Regions from separate parts of the Homo sapiens genome. Here region 2 is linked to region 1. Evidence: chromatin loops called from intact Hi-C (ENCODE). Cell type or tissue: sigmoid colon. All regions are shown on one strand. Links, peaks and the distances in the headings refer to the core of each region. The heading gives the core; the rest is flanking DNA. Region 1 overlaps PRKG1 (protein kinase cGMP-dependent 1). Region 2 overlaps PRKG1 (protein kinase cGMP-dependent 1).

The links. A loop is a pair of places that touch in the nucleus more often than their neighbours do. Peaks named below come from ENCODE experiments on the same cell type or tissue, not always from the same donor. Only the 100,000 strongest peaks of a DNase experiment are listed, where the experiment ranks them.
Region 2: it touches region 1 in a loop (2.5-fold over the local background); 6 of 110 quality-filtered maps call a loop at or near these places.

Annotation. Positions count from the first base shown.
Region 1 is chr10:51,223,195-51,231,546 of GRCh38, forward strand. All of the region lies in intron 2 of PRKG1 (protein kinase cGMP-dependent 1), which reads left to right. Among named protein-coding and RNA genes, the nearest start is that of MIR605, 72 kb to the right of the region's middle. In sigmoid colon, for the core only: no CTCF peak of the experiment used is centred there; no DNase peak of the experiment used is centred there; H3K4me3 peaks cover 848 bases; H3K27ac peaks cover 1,020 bases.
Region 2 is chr10:51,088,014-51,096,365 of GRCh38, forward strand. All of the region lies in intron 1 of PRKG1 (protein kinase cGMP-dependent 1), which reads left to right. Among named protein-coding and RNA genes, the nearest start is that of PRKG1, 18 kb to the left of the region's middle. In sigmoid colon, for the core only: no CTCF peak of the experiment used is centred there; a DNase peak (open chromatin) is centred at 4,588; H3K4me3 peaks cover 1,298 bases.

The sequences.
Region 1 (8,352 bases), core at 103-8,102:
CTGTAGCTCCTGGAAATCACCTAAATTCTGATTGTGGATTGTGTTTCAAGCAATCTAGGAAAAGAGAGAACATTTTTATAGTTATAAAAAAGTTCAAAATTATTATTTTAATATCACAAGCAATATGTGCCAGGCAAAAAGAACCAAGAAAAAGATATAAACCCCATGAAGACAGAAATTTTTGTCTGCTGACTTAAGTTAATGTCTGTATTTGAGCCCACATGTATACTTCATATAAGTAGAGGCCATATGTGTTCTTGTTTACAAAGTGCTTTGCACTATGCCTAGTGCATACATACACACATACACGAGTGAATATCTATATAAATGTATTCTCTATAGGATTCTACTATCCATTAAAAAATTTGTCCTTTTACTTAGTATATCATAAATATCTTACCACATAAGATGTATATTTCTACAGACATAAATTTAATGGCTGTATAAGATATAATTTACTAATTTCTTCTTTTTATTCTTTTGGCCTATTTCCATTTTTAAATTTATTATTATAAAAACAATTCTTCGAGAAAGACATCACCATTTTATTCTGCACATATAATTATTTTCTAATGATAAAGCCTTAAAAGTAGACTTGACAGATAAAAGTATGTTGGCTCACAAATATAATGCAAATACTGTGCTGAAGAATAAATTGAAGCAGTCACTCATTCTTAGCTCTGGATTAAATATAGTTCATTTCATTGTTTTACTTTGAATACATTGCTGAAATGACTGGCTCTAAGGGAAAGTGTGCTTTGATTAGGAGCAGGTTTTTATAATTCTCTTCTACATGCCCATCCTGTAAATGGTATCTTTGTGTAAAAAAGAAGCAAGCATAAGGACACATAGACCAGAATAGAGAGGAACCATGGAGTGGGAAAATAGGAAAAGAGGCACTGCTGGAAGACAGAAGATAAACTGTATTTTGTGGTTTTGTGTAAGCCTGCCATTGCCTTCATCTAGACCTGCCAAGTGTGACAGATTTGGACACACTGGAAAAGTTAACGTTTTCAGTGGGAAGTTCTGGGTTTCAGTTCCTTCTGTCAGTTTAGGTATCATCAGCATCATCATTAGAATCACTAAGGAGTCAGAGAAAGGTGTGTCCACCTAATTCAAGGGCCTGAGTGCCAGGCAGATTTTTCCATGGTAGCATGTTCCATCCTAACGATCTCTTCAGCCTTGTTCCCATCCTATTCTCTTTAATAAGAAGTTGTCATTGTCTAGCAATGAATATTTATTGCTCAGAGATTTAGCAGATAGTGAATATTTTCAGACATCAAACTAATTTGCATTTGTGCTTGAGAAATTTTTCCCAGGTGGCACAATATTTTATATCCTGTTGTAACTGAGAAAGTTATCACATACATAAGAACACATTTACTTTCATTTTATTTTTCTCCTACAGTATATCCTGTTGTAACTGAGAAAGTTATTACATACATAAGAACACATTTACTTTCATTTTATTTTTCTCCTACAGAGCGTCCTATATTTCTGTAAACTGGATTACAGGGTACTTAGAAGAACGAGCTTGCTTGTCACTGAAGTATGCAGCCTCTTAAGTAAAATCCAAGCCCTATTTCATCATCATGTTTATTCTGAGAATAGAATTGAAGAGGACCACATATGGTTGAAATTATAGGGAGGGTTGAGGTGGGCAGAATCTGGCCCAGTGGAATCATCCAATTTGGAAATAATCCATGAAAACTGTTTGGCAGTTTTAGCCATGCCCCTGCTTCCCATCGCCTACCCCCTGCCCCAACTTCCAAAGAGCATATAAATTTAGTGTTGGTGATGAAAATAGGAAGAGAGAACTTTGATTTGCAGTTAACATGAAAGGAAATATACACTGTTTTAGTCCATCTGGGCTGTTATTACGAAATACTACAAACTGTGTAGCTTATAAACAACAGAAATTTATTTTTCACAGTTCTGGAGTTTGGAAGATTCTGTGTCTGGAGGCGCTGGCGTATTTAGTGTCTGGTGAAGGCCCCCTTTCACATACGTGTTGCCTCCTCTCTGTGTCCTCATGTGGTAGAAGAAGCTAGCTAGTTCACTGGGCTCTCTTTTATAAGGGCCCTCATCTCATCCATGAGGGATCTACCCTTACTTATGAACTAATTACCTCCCGAAGACCCTGCCTCCTAATCCCATCCCCTTAAGGGTTAGGATTCCAGCATATGCATTTTGAGGAGACGTAGGTATTCAGTCCATTGTGCACACCAAATTATGAATTAATGTATTAATATATAATTGTATCCAAAGAAAGGTCTACCAGGAACCCATATTTGTTTGCTGATTTGCTTGTTTAATATGCTTCATTTCCTCAAAACAAAGGGAAGCATATTTTAGCTTATTTTCCTTTTTAATCTTTTGTTTTGAGAATCTCTGCCATTGCTAAAGTAGAAAATTATGTTTTCTTAACTTTTTGTTTATTATACGTAAATACATTATTATTAATAATATAAATTCAGTGTGTATGTATTTCTCTATAGTGAAGGTGTTGCTTTTTAAGTGAATGTGGCTATAAACTGAGACTTTAAAAAATCTCATTGTCATTAAAAAAATACTGATTTAGAAAAGTTCTAGATTCACTGTATAGAACTCACAGAATATAGAATAGTTGCTAGAGCACAGAAACTAGTACTCTTTTAACTTCTAAGAAAAAGTCTGGGAATAATGTAGATCCCCTCATCTTTATTTAAGTAATCAAAATTGATTCTGTGCTGGGCGCGATGGCTCATGTTTGTAATCCTAGCACTTTGGGAGGCCAAGGTGAATGGATTGTCTGAGCTCAGGAGTTTGAGATCAGCCTGGGCAACACGGTGAAACACCGCCTCTACTAAAATACAAAAAGTTAGCCAGGTGTGGTGGCAGGCACCTGTAGTCCCAGCTACTCAGAAGGCTGAGGCATGAGAATTACTTGAACCCGGGATTCAGAGGTTGCAGTGACCCAAGATCACTCCACAGCACTCTAGTCTGGGGGACAGAGTGAGACTCTGTCTGCAAAAACAAACGAACAAACAGAAAAATGATTCTGCATAATGTGGGGCAGATTATTTATTTACAAAATTATTTTTTAGGAAAGAAAAAGTTGATTACTAAGATTTAGCTAGATTCACTATGATCAAGTCATGGAGTCAAACTTTACGTTGTTGTTGTTTGCATGAGTTAATTGGCTGATAGATTACTGGAAAGTCATGGATGTTGTGTATCTGGTTTTTAGCAAGATGTGCATCAGTGTTCCCTATAATGTCTTTATCAATGAGTATGAGGGCTGTAAGCTGAGTGATAATTTTGTTAGGCAGATCTTTGGCTGTTTGAATAATCAACTGTAGCAATGTTATTCATTAATGCCAATTTGATGAAAACTTTGGTCTGGTTCAATATGTTTATTAATAAATTCACAGAGAAGCTTAATAGCATACTAATACAATTTGAGGATATTAGAAACTAGGAGGGTTAGTTCCTATCTTGAATAAGAAGGCAGATCCAAGAACTCCACAGAAATAAACTATGGAGAATAACAGTTATTTAATTTTTTCAAATTATGGATGTGGAGGAAGAAATGAATTAACTCTGAAATGAGAGCAAGACATAGGACTAACAGATGGAAGTTTCAGGAAAATATATTTTGGCTCAGTAAAAGAAATAAATTACTAAGATTTATAGTAGTCTGAAACTGAAATTGAGAATTTTTCAGGAGATACTCAACTATTGATGTGAATAGGTGTCCCAGCAACAATTGGACAAGCCCACCGACCACTTGGTGACATTTTCCACTAGGCATTCAGCATCAGATTCCACAGCGCTTTTGAGGTGGAGGATAAGTAGATAATATGTCTCCATTATTTAGAGGAAATCTCTCACCTTTGAACTCTTACAGAACTTTAAGTCATTTAATAATTATTCCTGTGTAATGTACAGGAATAATTATATATATTATAAATATATATGTTTTATATATGGTACATATATTTATATATATATATGTGTCTATATCCTATCCCTTTAAGTTCTTTTGATAGAGACATGTCAGTCATCATAGGCTTATAGTGCCTAGCATAATATCTTGCACATCAAAAGAGAAAATAGTGAATGAATGAATGAATGATTTCTATAACAATATATTTTCTTCCCTAGGTGAAGGACATCCTAAATTCTTGAGGATACTGTGTATGCCCTGTGTTATAATAGCATGGTGCACACCACACTAGCCCTTCAGGTGTTCTTGTTCTCTTTTTGAATGCTGGTACCCTCAATTTATTATTCTTGTTTGGATATATCCAATTTACCTTGTTGAACATTATTTACTAACAGCAATCTGTTAGCCACTAGGAATGTAAAGACACATCATAATATGACCTTCTGAGGGACAAAAATTGAGGCCTATTTATCTTTGTATCCCAAATGCCTGGTGTACAGCTGGTTCTCATAAAATGTTGAATTGCTCCCGGACCAGACTTTAGAGTTTGGTTTTAAAAGAAAAGCCAGAGTTCAGCAACAGCGAAGGGAATTTAATGTGGAGAAAGAAACATGAACCAAGAGGCACAGCTTAGTGTTGCTGAGATCAGGTAAAGCATCCCTGTGACTGGGGCATAAGGTGTGGCAGGGATGAGAGGGCAAGAAAGAGTGGCACAAAAGTGCTTGCAATCACAGCAGGGACTATCAAGTAAGGGCCTTGAGTGTTGTGCCAAACGACTGTGGAGGTTGAATTTAATCTCATGGACATCTCTAGACTATTCTACTTTAGAGCAACTCTAACCTGTATGAACATCTTCCAGTTGCTGGATCATTTTCTTTAGGGATTTTTGGAGGGGGTGGGGAGAATCTCAGGGAAGCATTCATATGTCAAGCAAAGTGACCTAGACTTCAGATTTACACTGGAGGCTTCACGGTACCAGGTGTTGAAATCACACATTCTTTGGCACAGAAGCTAGCATTCTCATTTGTGCATACAGTTTATGTCTCGATTATTCTTTCAGTTGTTTAAAGGTCTGGGATAGATGCATTTAGCCAACGAGTTATGTTATTGTGTCTGCCCTTTGGAAACTTTACTTTGTAGGAAAGCCTTACTGCTTAGAATGTTCAGAGAAGCTGAGGTTATGGGGCAAGTGACAGGTCTCTTTTCTGAGGCAGCTGCCACACTCTCTTAGTCTAAGTGGATTCTTCCTGAAATTTGCTTCCCCAAGTGACTACTTGTACTGGTTATGCAGTTGGTTAATTTTAAATTGATGTCAGCATTTGCAGCTAAGTTGATTTGGAAAGCTCTCTAATTTAACTCTTCATATGTAATCCTGTCCCCAGATCATGATGGTGATAATTTTTACTGCATCTTTAGATTTAAGGTCATTTAAGTAAATTGCTTTTTGTTGTCTTCCTACTTATGGGAGAAAGAGAGAGAGAGGGGAGACCAAGAGAGCACTAGTGAGCATCAGGTGTGGTTTTTAGGCATGTGGAGTTTCTTCTTAGAAAAGTTGCTGCTTTCAATTGCATGTACGATGTACATTTAATATACTGAAGAGTTTTGCTTTAGGAATTAAGTAATCATTTTCCTCTGTGCTGCCACAGTGATTTACACCTTCCTGTTAACCTTTCAATGCCTCCCACTTTGCCGAAGATAATACTCCTTCCCCAGACTAATAAAGCCCTACGTGGCCTGGATCCTGCTTACATTTTCTCTATCCCTGTTGTATAACCACGCTTTGCCCTGTCCAGTCTCTGGAACTTGCACTGTTTCTTTCCATCATGACCGTTATGCAGACTGTTCCTTTACCTGGAGTGAAATGCACTTTTCTACCTTTTTCCACTACTCACTCCCACCTTTCCTTTGGATTTCAACTCAATTAGCATTACCTCCAGGAATCCTAACCTTGTCTGTGTCAAATCCTCTTATAAGCTCAGATATCAGTGACATGTTTGTACTGGTTGGCTATAATTTTACATTAATTTTTATGATGATTTTGTTAATATGTCTCTCCTCCACTAAAATGTAGAAACCTGTCAATTTTGTTCAGCAAGGGTCTCCATGGTAAAGCACCATACCTGGCAGAGAGGAGGTACTCAAACATTATTTTATAAATGAGTGAATAAATGATATATTTAAACCCCTTTGGAAACTCATTTCCCAGATAAGAAGGTATTGGTCAATAGTTTGTCTCACACTGAATAAATGTTCCGTTGTCCATGCCAGTACCAAACTGACTACTTCTTCCAGAAATTTAAGGACTACTATTAGGCTGAGAGTCACTTTAAGGTTTTAAGAAGTCAGGTGACAAGGGTGGAAGTGGTGAAGCTCAGAGCTAGATAACCTTAATTTCAGATCCTCACTCTACAAGTTTGCTTATGAGCTTTTGTGACCACTGAAATGTATCTTAGTCTCTCCAAGACTCAGTTTCCCTAACACATAAAAATGGGACTAAAAGCTTCAGTTCAGAAATTTAGTAATGGGCCAGGTGTGGTGGCTCATGCCTACAATCCCAGCAATTTAGGAGGCTGAGGCAGGTGGATGGTTTGAGCCCAGGAGTTCAAGTCTGACCTGGGAAACGTGGCAAAACTCTTTCTCTACAAAAAATAAAAATTAGCCTAACATGGTGGCATGCTTCTGTAGTCCCAGCTACTTGGGAAGCTGAGGTTGGAGGATTGCTGGAGCCCAGGAAGTCGAGGCTGCAGTGAGCCGTGTTTGTGCCACTGCTTCTGTCAGCCTGGGTTACAGGGTGAGGCGATCTCAAAAAAAAAAAAAAAAAAAAAAGAAAAAGAAAAAAGAAAGAAAAAGAAATTTAGCAGTGTCTATCAAAATTTAAAATATTCCTAATTTTAACTAAGCAATATCACTTGTAAGTGCTATTTTTCAACACGTACAAGGATATTCTTTACAGCATTATTAGTAATAATAAAAACTAGAAACTAAATGTTCAGAAAACTAACTAAGTAAATGAAAGAACATTTATTCAGTGGCCACTAAAGAGAATAAAAATGAATTAGTTGTGGGAAATTAGATATGGGAACATGAATTCGATATAGGTAAATGTTCAAGATACCATGTGAAATAAAATAGTTTCAGAAGGGTATATGCACAAAGAGACATGCATAGAGGCTTTCTGGGAGATACTCAAAGCATTGGCACTAATGGGTACCTCTGGGAATTTTGATGAGTGATTCATATATGTGTGCATAGGGGTAGAAGTATTTACTTTTCACATTATACTTTTACTTACTGTTGGTATTTTTACCAAAAAGATGTAGCACTAATATAATTTTTTAAAAACCTCATGAAATACAATATTACCCTCTTATGTGGTTGTAAGAATTAGATACACTCGTGTGAAAAATGTCTGGTCCATACTAAAGAGTTAAATTCAGTTGTCCCTTAGTATCCATGGGAGATAGGTTCCAGGACTTCTTACGGATACTGAAATCCAAGGATGCTCAAGTCTTTGACATAAAATGGCATAAAATAGTATTTGCATATAACTTATGCACATCCTACCATATACTTTAAATCATCTCTAAATTACTTATAATAATGAATGCAAGTAAATGCTATGTAAATAGTTGTTATACTGTATTGCTTAGGAAATAGTGACTAGAAAAAAAAAAAGCCTGCACATGTTCAGTACAGATGCAATTTTTTTTTCAAATATATTTGATCCATGATTGGTTAAATCCACGAATGCAGAACCCATGAATGTGGAGGGCTGGTTGTAGGCACTTTAAAGGAAAAATATGGTCATTTTTAAGTGCACTTGCAGAGAGCTTCCAATTTGAAGCCTCATGAGTTTCAGCTGTCCCCAGTGCCCTGGTTACTGTAAACCATTAAGTCTGGAATTCACCTCTGCATGTCCTAGTCAGCTAGGTTGGCTTCAGCCCTTCTTGCTGGGAGTGAAAAGGGAGGGAGAAGCCCTCGTTTACTTCAGGAGGTAAAAAGACTCTAGGCTGAGTCTCCAAAGCCTAGATTACAGCAAACATGTTTTACGTTAAAAATTGGGGAAGTTAAATTTTAGGGGGCAATCCCTGGTTACTTTCTTACTAAAGTTGTATAATTTCCTACTTAAAATTAAAACTCGGAAACATTACTGGCAGTAAGGGAAGGTAACATGAGTTTTCAAACCAGGTACTGAGCACATTAAAATAGACCCAGTCAAAGCTGCATACAGCTTCAATATTCATGCAATATTCAGGGTGTATATTGCCATGTCAGAGTGAGCAGCCAAATTGTGCGTTTCAGTCTCATGGCTGTCCCCTGAGGAGGAGGCCTAACTTTTAGTCTCCTCAAAACACAGACCCTCTCCACTACAAAGTGAATGGTCATTCCTTTGCTGCTTGAATCTGGGATTCTTTTTCTTGTAC
Region 2 (8,352 bases), core at 181-8,180, 140 kb before region 1:
CTTGGCCTCCAAAAGTGCTAGGATTACAGGGGTGAGCCACTGTATCCAACCTCTATATTCAAATTTTTATTAAACACAACTACATATACCTAAAGCATTTCTAGCTGATTCATACATAGAAAGTTTTCCTCATCTTGTACTTGAGTATTTTGTTTGTTTTTAGTTTAAAATTTTTAAGTAGCTTCGGCTTGTTCCTCTTGAATCAAATTTCCATTTTGAAGAAACATTACCTCAATTTTCCAATGGTTTACTTCCTCACTGATTTCCCTCTTTTCCCTTAAATATTAATGTCTTTAATAGAAATTTTTGGAAAGTTTATCAATGCTTTCTGATTCTTTATTCTGGCAGTTAATAAAAATTTCTATGGATTGGTTTTCAGTTTTTTTTTTTTTTTTGGTTCAATCATTTACCAAATATTTGTTAAGGAACTAATATAGGGTAAGACTATAGTATATGTGTCTTCTTCTCGCTCACATAGCATTTAATATCTGAAAATCAGTGGTTGTAGGTTATATGCTAAAAAAGACACTCCTTTGTTTCTTCCAACATGGATTGGACCCAGCATTCCTAGGTTGGGATTGGGCTTCCATTTCTCAGTGTTTGGGTTTGTGGTGCCGTGTACATTTTTTCCATATCCATCAGAGTTTGAATTTCTATGTTTTGACTGTTATTGGTTAACAACTACTTCCCCCAGAAAATAGTAAGTTACATGAAAACAAAGTCAATTTCTCTGTTGCTCCATGTTACATCCTTGGAGCCCAGAAATGGATGGCACACAGTAGATATTTAATATGATTTTTTTTTTTTTTTTTTGTCAAATGAAGGACAAGATAAAACCTCTTCATGTTTCTGGCCCTTAGATACTTCAGTTTTTAATTTACAGTTTAAACATTGGAAACCTATGTCACTGAGCTCAGTGGAATTTCCAAGCATGTTTGGTATTGCATTTGGATGCTTTGGCATGCCTTTGTGGATTGCCTGTGCTCCAAATGGTCATGATAATCCCTATCACTCCATACTCTCTTCAACTAGCCCATACCCCTTGTTTATGTTATTGGCCTGCCCTCTGAAGGCATTTCCATTTTTCAGATTGGGATTACAGTCATGAAAAGTTCTTTCTAGTTTGAATAATCTGTGATTTGTAATGCCTTTCCAAGGAAGCACAGTTGTTCTCCAACTCTAATAAATGTGTAATCCCAAACTCTGCAACATAAAATCTCATAAATTGGTTAATCTTAAAAATAAGATAGACTGATTGCTAATAAATACAAGCATGGGATTAGTGGAAATAGAAGATAATCTTTTCAAATTCTTACTAATTTTATTTTGCAGACACAGCCAGAACACGTACTAAGAAAATCCTTTCAAATTTAGATATAATTTTTACTCTCCAAAAATTCTTGAAGATCTTAAAATTATGAGTTGGTAGAGACCATTAATCACATAAGGAAATACTTTTTAACTAGGTGCTTGCCTCAACATTAATCAAAATAAACACAGGAAAAATGTGAAGGTGGAATTTGCTTGTATATTGTCTCTTAGCTCTTCAGGATGGAAACTGAGAACACCTAATCCTATAAAAAACTTTTCACCTCATCTAGTCATATGCTTATGTGAGTATCTGAAGTTATTTTTCTAGGTGACCTATTTACCAATGCAACTATAGATTTTGCAACATATTCATTGGCTAGAAAAATAAATATGTGTATGATTTCATTTATGCCTCACAATACCTGAGCAAATAATGGAGGACAGATCATCACTGTTGTACAGATGAGAAAATTAATTATCAAAGAGTTAAGGTAATATAACCTAAATCCAATAGTTCTTAAATGATACCACTGTAAACCCAGTAGGTCATCACACTTAGCTCAACCCATTCTTCACACTCTGTGGGCATTCATGTACTCATGAGATTACCTTGAGAAGCCACTGACTCCTGTGATTCAGCAATGCATTTATGGAAATTACAGTAGGTAAGCTCAGAACATGGCATATACAATGGATAGGAGAATGGGTTCTAATTTAATTGCTACTTTAGCACTAACTAGGTGTGTAATATTGAATCTAATCTTCCATGTTCTCACTATAAATGAGGATTATAACATTTCCCTGATTGGAGATAATGCTTGAGAATCCCCAGCCCAGTGCTCAAAACATAGTATGGGGCTCAATAAACAGTTGCTGTTGAGGTTCTCATTACTATCATAATTTTTATTAGTTTTGTTAAACCATTTTCCATTGATAAAGTGCTGTGTACATGTCTAAACCAAATGGAAGAACATGAGATGGAAAGAAGTTCAGTAATGACAAGGTCCTGGAGTAGAGCCCAACACAACCCAGCTTGGCTTTACTGAGTATGACTCAGAGGAAGATTGAGTGACAGAAAGGATCCTACACAATTTCTGTGTGGGATAACTGTGGGCAAGAAGGGTTGAACATAGGCAAGTGTGAAGTTCCATAATAATGTTATTTATTTTATTCAATGAGCAGTTACAGGCCTACCAAAAATTTAAGAATGGATTGATGAAGTTTATACTGAGCACTATGTATTTAAACCATGTTAAAAAAATCATGAAAATAATTGTATTATGCCAAGGTAAAGCTGTTTATGCTCTAAAAGACAGGAAGTGTTAGTATTTAGTGGTTATTCTGTGCAGATACATGTATGTGAAATTGTAATAATATTGTTCGTAACATTTATTTTAACATTTGCAGCCACTATATATGTAGACTATGGCATTGCTGCTCTGGTTGAAGGTTTTAAAGACCCACTGCTTTAATGATTTGATTTAAATCCATCAAAAGTGTTTAAAGAAAAGTGGCTTCTCTGTTTGTTGAAATGTTTGCATAGAAGTCATTCACTAGTAATGGATTTCTATTTGAAAACCATTCATTCCCAACTTGAATGTTTTCTGTCCAGACCAAGAAGCTATCAGACGTAGAACATAATCTTAGCTTATAAATGCTTTCTGTTAATGACCTTGATACTGTATCTCAAGATGTCTTTTCAAAAACAATATGATTGTGGATAAAAGCAATGATAACAGTCCTGCTTGCCTGTAGAGGAATACATTAATGGTCTTGGACAAATTCTTGACAGTCATAATGATGAGCTGATAATGGAATGCTTTAGAATAAAAATAAAAATACTAGTTTATTTTGAGATGTGTCATGTAATACAAGAAAGATTATTTTTAACAGCTTTATGGAAGTATAATTTATATACCATAAAACTTACCTATTATACATGTAAAATACAAGGTTTTTCACTACATTTATAGACTTGTACGACCATCACCACAATCCAGTTTTGGAACATTTCAATTACCCCCTAAATTTCCTGGAACCCAATTGCAGTCAGTCCCTGCTCTACTCCCAGGACCTGGCAACCACTAATCTGCTTTCTGTATTTATAAATTTTCCTTTTCTATACCTTTCATATAAATAAGCATTTTATTTTACAAATATCAATTTACTTGAATGACTATGTGACACAATTTATGGCTTATTCAATGAAGTTTAGAATGCTAAGGTTGTATTTGGACCCAGGGCATTTGTTGTTATATTGGACACTAAATCTCATTACTGTGAGAAAAGCTCAATTGGCCTGGTTTTTGTTGTTGTTTTTGGAGAATTGAAGCATTTAGTTTTGTGCCTAGATCTGGTATATTAGTGTATTAATGATCTGATTAGCAGTAACAACAGCAGTAGTAGCAGGTTGCCATTTATAGAATACTTACGGTGTGCAGGCATTCTACTGAGGATTAATATACCTTTTCCCTCTAATCTTCATAAAAGTTCTGAAATATAGGGAATAATTGCTCCATTTTAGGGACAGCAAAAGTAAAGCAAGCTCAGAGAAGTTAAGTAATTTGCCTGAGATCACCTGTTGCTGCCTGTGCCTATACTAAGAATGATTAATCTTGAGGTACTCTGGTAAGCAAACTGTATGGCTTCTGCTTTTCTACAGCTTTACAGTTCTATTTTCTTCAGCACTAAGATATATCCTTGAAATAACCTTCCAACTTGGCTTTTTGGCTCCCTGTGCAAATTCTGCCATGAAGTGTTAAAAGAACAGAGTCAACAGGTTAAAGATAAGCACTGATCCCTGAGGTGAATATAGAATTGATCAGAGAGCTGTTTGTGAAATGAGAGAGGCAAAGGGAGAGAAGAGATTTGATTGATGAAATAAAGGAATGGACAAGCATACATGAGAAAAATGTAATACAAAATAACTTTACGGGCTTAGAGAGAAAGGGAGAAATTTCAGTTCTTTAGATGTGCCTGAAGTGATGATTTCGTGAAGAAAGTGGAGGGTTTCAATTAAACCTCTCTTTTGAATAGAAATGATTTTAAAGGAAGAATTCTAATGGGTTCTTGTGCCACTGAGGCTGAAAGCAGATGAAGAAGACGAAATGGTCTCTAAAGTAGGTGGTCCCAACCCCAGTGGGACATAACTGATTTAGGTGGCTGAAGCTAACTCCACTTTGTCTCACTAAGGATCCTGGCTTGCTAACTGGCTGGCTGTGTTCCCCAGAAGCCTTTGCTCTGATGCCTATCAGTCCTGCCTGGTGCAAAGGCTTCTGGGTTATGAGCCAACTGGGGATGCTGCCAAATCTGTTGCTTATTCAGCAGTGAAATGAGGTAGCACTGTTAGCTTGCTTTCTTATTGTGCGGGTACCAGAAATGAAGTTTCAGTGTGAGAGAATAAAGAATAGTCTTACTTTGAGGATTCACTGGAGACTGATAAAGGAATTTCAGAGACAATAAACTGTTCCATGTGTTTACAGTAAGTTGGAGATTTAAGATTCAGTTACAGATTTTTATATTTAAATAAGTAATAGTGAACAAAAGTGAGCAATGTTTGTGGATGGGAACCAGCTTGGATAAATAACTAGGTATAAAGCAATTAGGAATTCAAAATATTAGAGATATACCTATGTATACACATAAACAAAGGATTTAGAGGATTTTATAAAAACGCATGTGATGCAACAGGATTTTCAAAACACACTACGAATCGTTGTGCAGGTTGATACTGTTTCCTTGTGTTTTGTTTGTTTGCAGAATCCAGAATGGTGAGCAAAACCTAAAAGATATAGAGACCCTGCGGTTCTCAAAGTGTGAGCCCTGGACAAACAGCTTCAGCGTCACCTGGGAGCTTGTTAGAAATGCAGATTCTGAGATATCTCTCCAAACTCTTTGAATCAGAAACTCTGGGCTAGGGCTAGCAATCTGTATTTTAACCACCCATCTAGGTGATTCTGACGTGCCTTAAAAGTAGAGAACCCCTGGAATAATATAGGATGGGAATTTAGAGCTGAATGTGGCAGACTGTACATAAACACTATTGGAAGCAGTTTATCCTGGTGCCCAAAATAATGGAGCAGAGATTTTTAGTTAGGAGCTGTCTCTCCTTGCACTTTGCTAGTACTTGGCTTGTTCCCCTCCTTTTCAAGGCTGATCTGCCTTTCACTTCCAGGAGAACTTTTCTGCCCATACCAGTCTGAAATGCTTTGTTTTATGGTATACTATAGGTTTGCATTTCTTTAGGTCTAATATTCTTTTGGTTTTTAATGTCAACTCTTGTTTTTTTAATTATTACTTCATAATTTTTTTTCACATTTTGTGAGGGTGTACATTATATATATGTATGTATGTGTGTATATATATATTTTATATGTATACTATATATAAATACATGTGTGTGTGTATTTTATATATATATTTATATGTATATATACATATATACATATACATATATATGTATTTTATATATATATATACACACACACACACACACACACACACACACACACGCCATGCACTCAGGTACTACTACCTCCCTTCTCTGAACAAGTCACTTTTATCCCATACATTCTTTATTGCATTATCTTACCTTGGTTTCTTGAGAGCACTTAATTACCTGAAAGTATATATTTATTTGTTTCCTTGTGGTTGTTTGTCCATGTAAGCTCACCTTTGTTGATCCAGGCCCCAGGCTTTAGACCCCAGAATGGTGCTTGGCACAGTAGATGTGCAGTGAACAATGAGTGCTGTTTGTCTATCCGGATCTAGGCTCTAAACTACTAGGGGACAGAACTTGTGTCACAACCTTAAATTAGAAATACATATGTAAAGAGACTAGCATAGTATCTAGGGCATAGAAAACACTTATGCAGTGTTTTTTATAAATATATATATGTATATATATTTCCCTTTTATTCTTCTTGTAGCACTCAGCTTCTAACAGTTCTTTGCACTCAGTCTGTACGTGAAGATAGATGAACATAACAATTGAGACAGAGTATTAAATCTTAATAATTAGGAAACAAAATGGAATATATCAGTATTTTCTGTGTTTTCATTCTGTATGGATTACTTATTGAATGGGTCGTGTTTGGTTTTGAGCTATGAATATAAGAAATTCTAAAAATTAAAATACATGCTAAACAATTAAAATCTGTAACATAAATGCATAATTCTTACCTGAAACCTTTGGATCCCAGTGTGCTTTAGAATCCAGATTTTTTTTTTTCTTTCAGGTTTTTGAATGGTATCATGAAAGATACATGTAGAATGGATTCTGTAACATCCACTGGGGGTCTAGGGCAGCGCTCCATAAAAAAACGTATCTACATTTCTTCAGCAAAACATATGGATATTTACTGAAATAGGAAACACAAAAGCTGCCGAAACCCTTGTGGCCAAATTAGGTTGGGTTTTGTGACCAAGTGAGTTTTCTGCAAACGTACAAAGCTTTGGTGTTTAGAGTTTTGATTTTGGCTTTATGTGTAAGGGTTTATAGACCTTACAGTTTATAAGCAAAACTAACATTTATATTTCAGACTGTTTTTCATCTTCAGAAGCTATATTAGTCCACAATTAGCATTTGAGTCACTTGAAGCTTAGGGAAATTAAATAACTTGATCAAAGTCACAGCGTAGTATACAAATAAAAGCTGAATTTGAACTCGGGTCTGGCTGAATCCACATTCCTTACTCTTTTCCCTGCAGAGCACTGATCCTTAAAATCACACATTACAGATAAGAAAGGCTATAAAAGTTGCAAAATGTACCCCCTTCATTATACAATTAATGACAAAGACGTCTGGAGGGTTTATGATCTATAGTAACATCACTGCTAAGAGGCACATTCAGAATCCAGGTCTCTTAATATCTAGTTCTGTACTCTCTCATTTTCCATGCTGACTTTTAGTTTCGGGATGCTTCTAAATTATTGGCCTCAGAAATCATGGTTGTTGCAGAGGTAAAGGCAGTTTTCTTCTAGTTTTTCTCTTCTATATGAGCTCCCAAAATGTTTTGGTCAAACGGTTTGGCTCTCCGTGTTTTTGTAATCAAATACCTAAACGCTGGTAATGCACACTTAACTCAGGTTCAAGCGGGGGACTTTATTTACTTGGGCACAGCTAGAGTGTATTGTAATTCCCTGTTTCCTTAGTTGCCTTGAAGAGTAAAGTAAGCAATTTCATTTAAAATTAATAGCCCCAATCTTATTTTTGCCTTATTCACTTAGGAAAACCTTATAGTTAACAGCAATTGCAGTTATTTTCAGCACTATTTCAAGGGAATTCTTTGATAGCAGCCAGACCGCGTGCCCAGCTTTGCTGCTTTTAGACAAACTCAAGTATTGGCGCAGTGTGATACTCAGTACTGGGGAACTGCATTCTGAGTCAAAGCAAATTAGTTTGCTGTCTGCTTGAGGACTTTACAGATTTACACACCTTCCCAATGAGATTTGTAAGAATAAATTTTTGTAAATCAAGGGTTTGAAGACTCCTAGTGAAATTCACATTTAAGGTAGAAATAGTATTCTTCATTTTATTGAAGTCATATGATTCAGGAAAAATAAATTGAGGACTTTTGGCAGGCTAAAAGGATCTGGAAAACTTTAGATGTATTGTTTTTACCTCTTGTTTCAGAGATAGAAATGTAACATTTTTAATTATGAGCTTTTGTGTTTTGTTTGTGCTTGAATTTATGTGTTATATGCTCCCATCAAAGTTGTGTGTGTGTGATATTATTACATAAGAATTAGAAATATGCAATTCTTTTTATTTAATAAATTTAGTAGTGTTTCTTTTTTTAAATGGTAGATAAAATGAAGGCACAGCAGCTCAAGAGGGATAGAATTGGAAGGAAAGGGAAAGAGGAGGGAGGTGAAAGAAGGAAAGATAGGGCTTTGAAACCGATCCAGGACTCTGTGTAATGAGCTCTTGGTTCCTTATCCCACATTTGTCTGGCCATTGAAGGTAGAAATTAACCCTTATGTTGCATTTGTCCATGAACTAAAGACTGAGCCTGTGTTTAGACACTTAATAATTTTTAG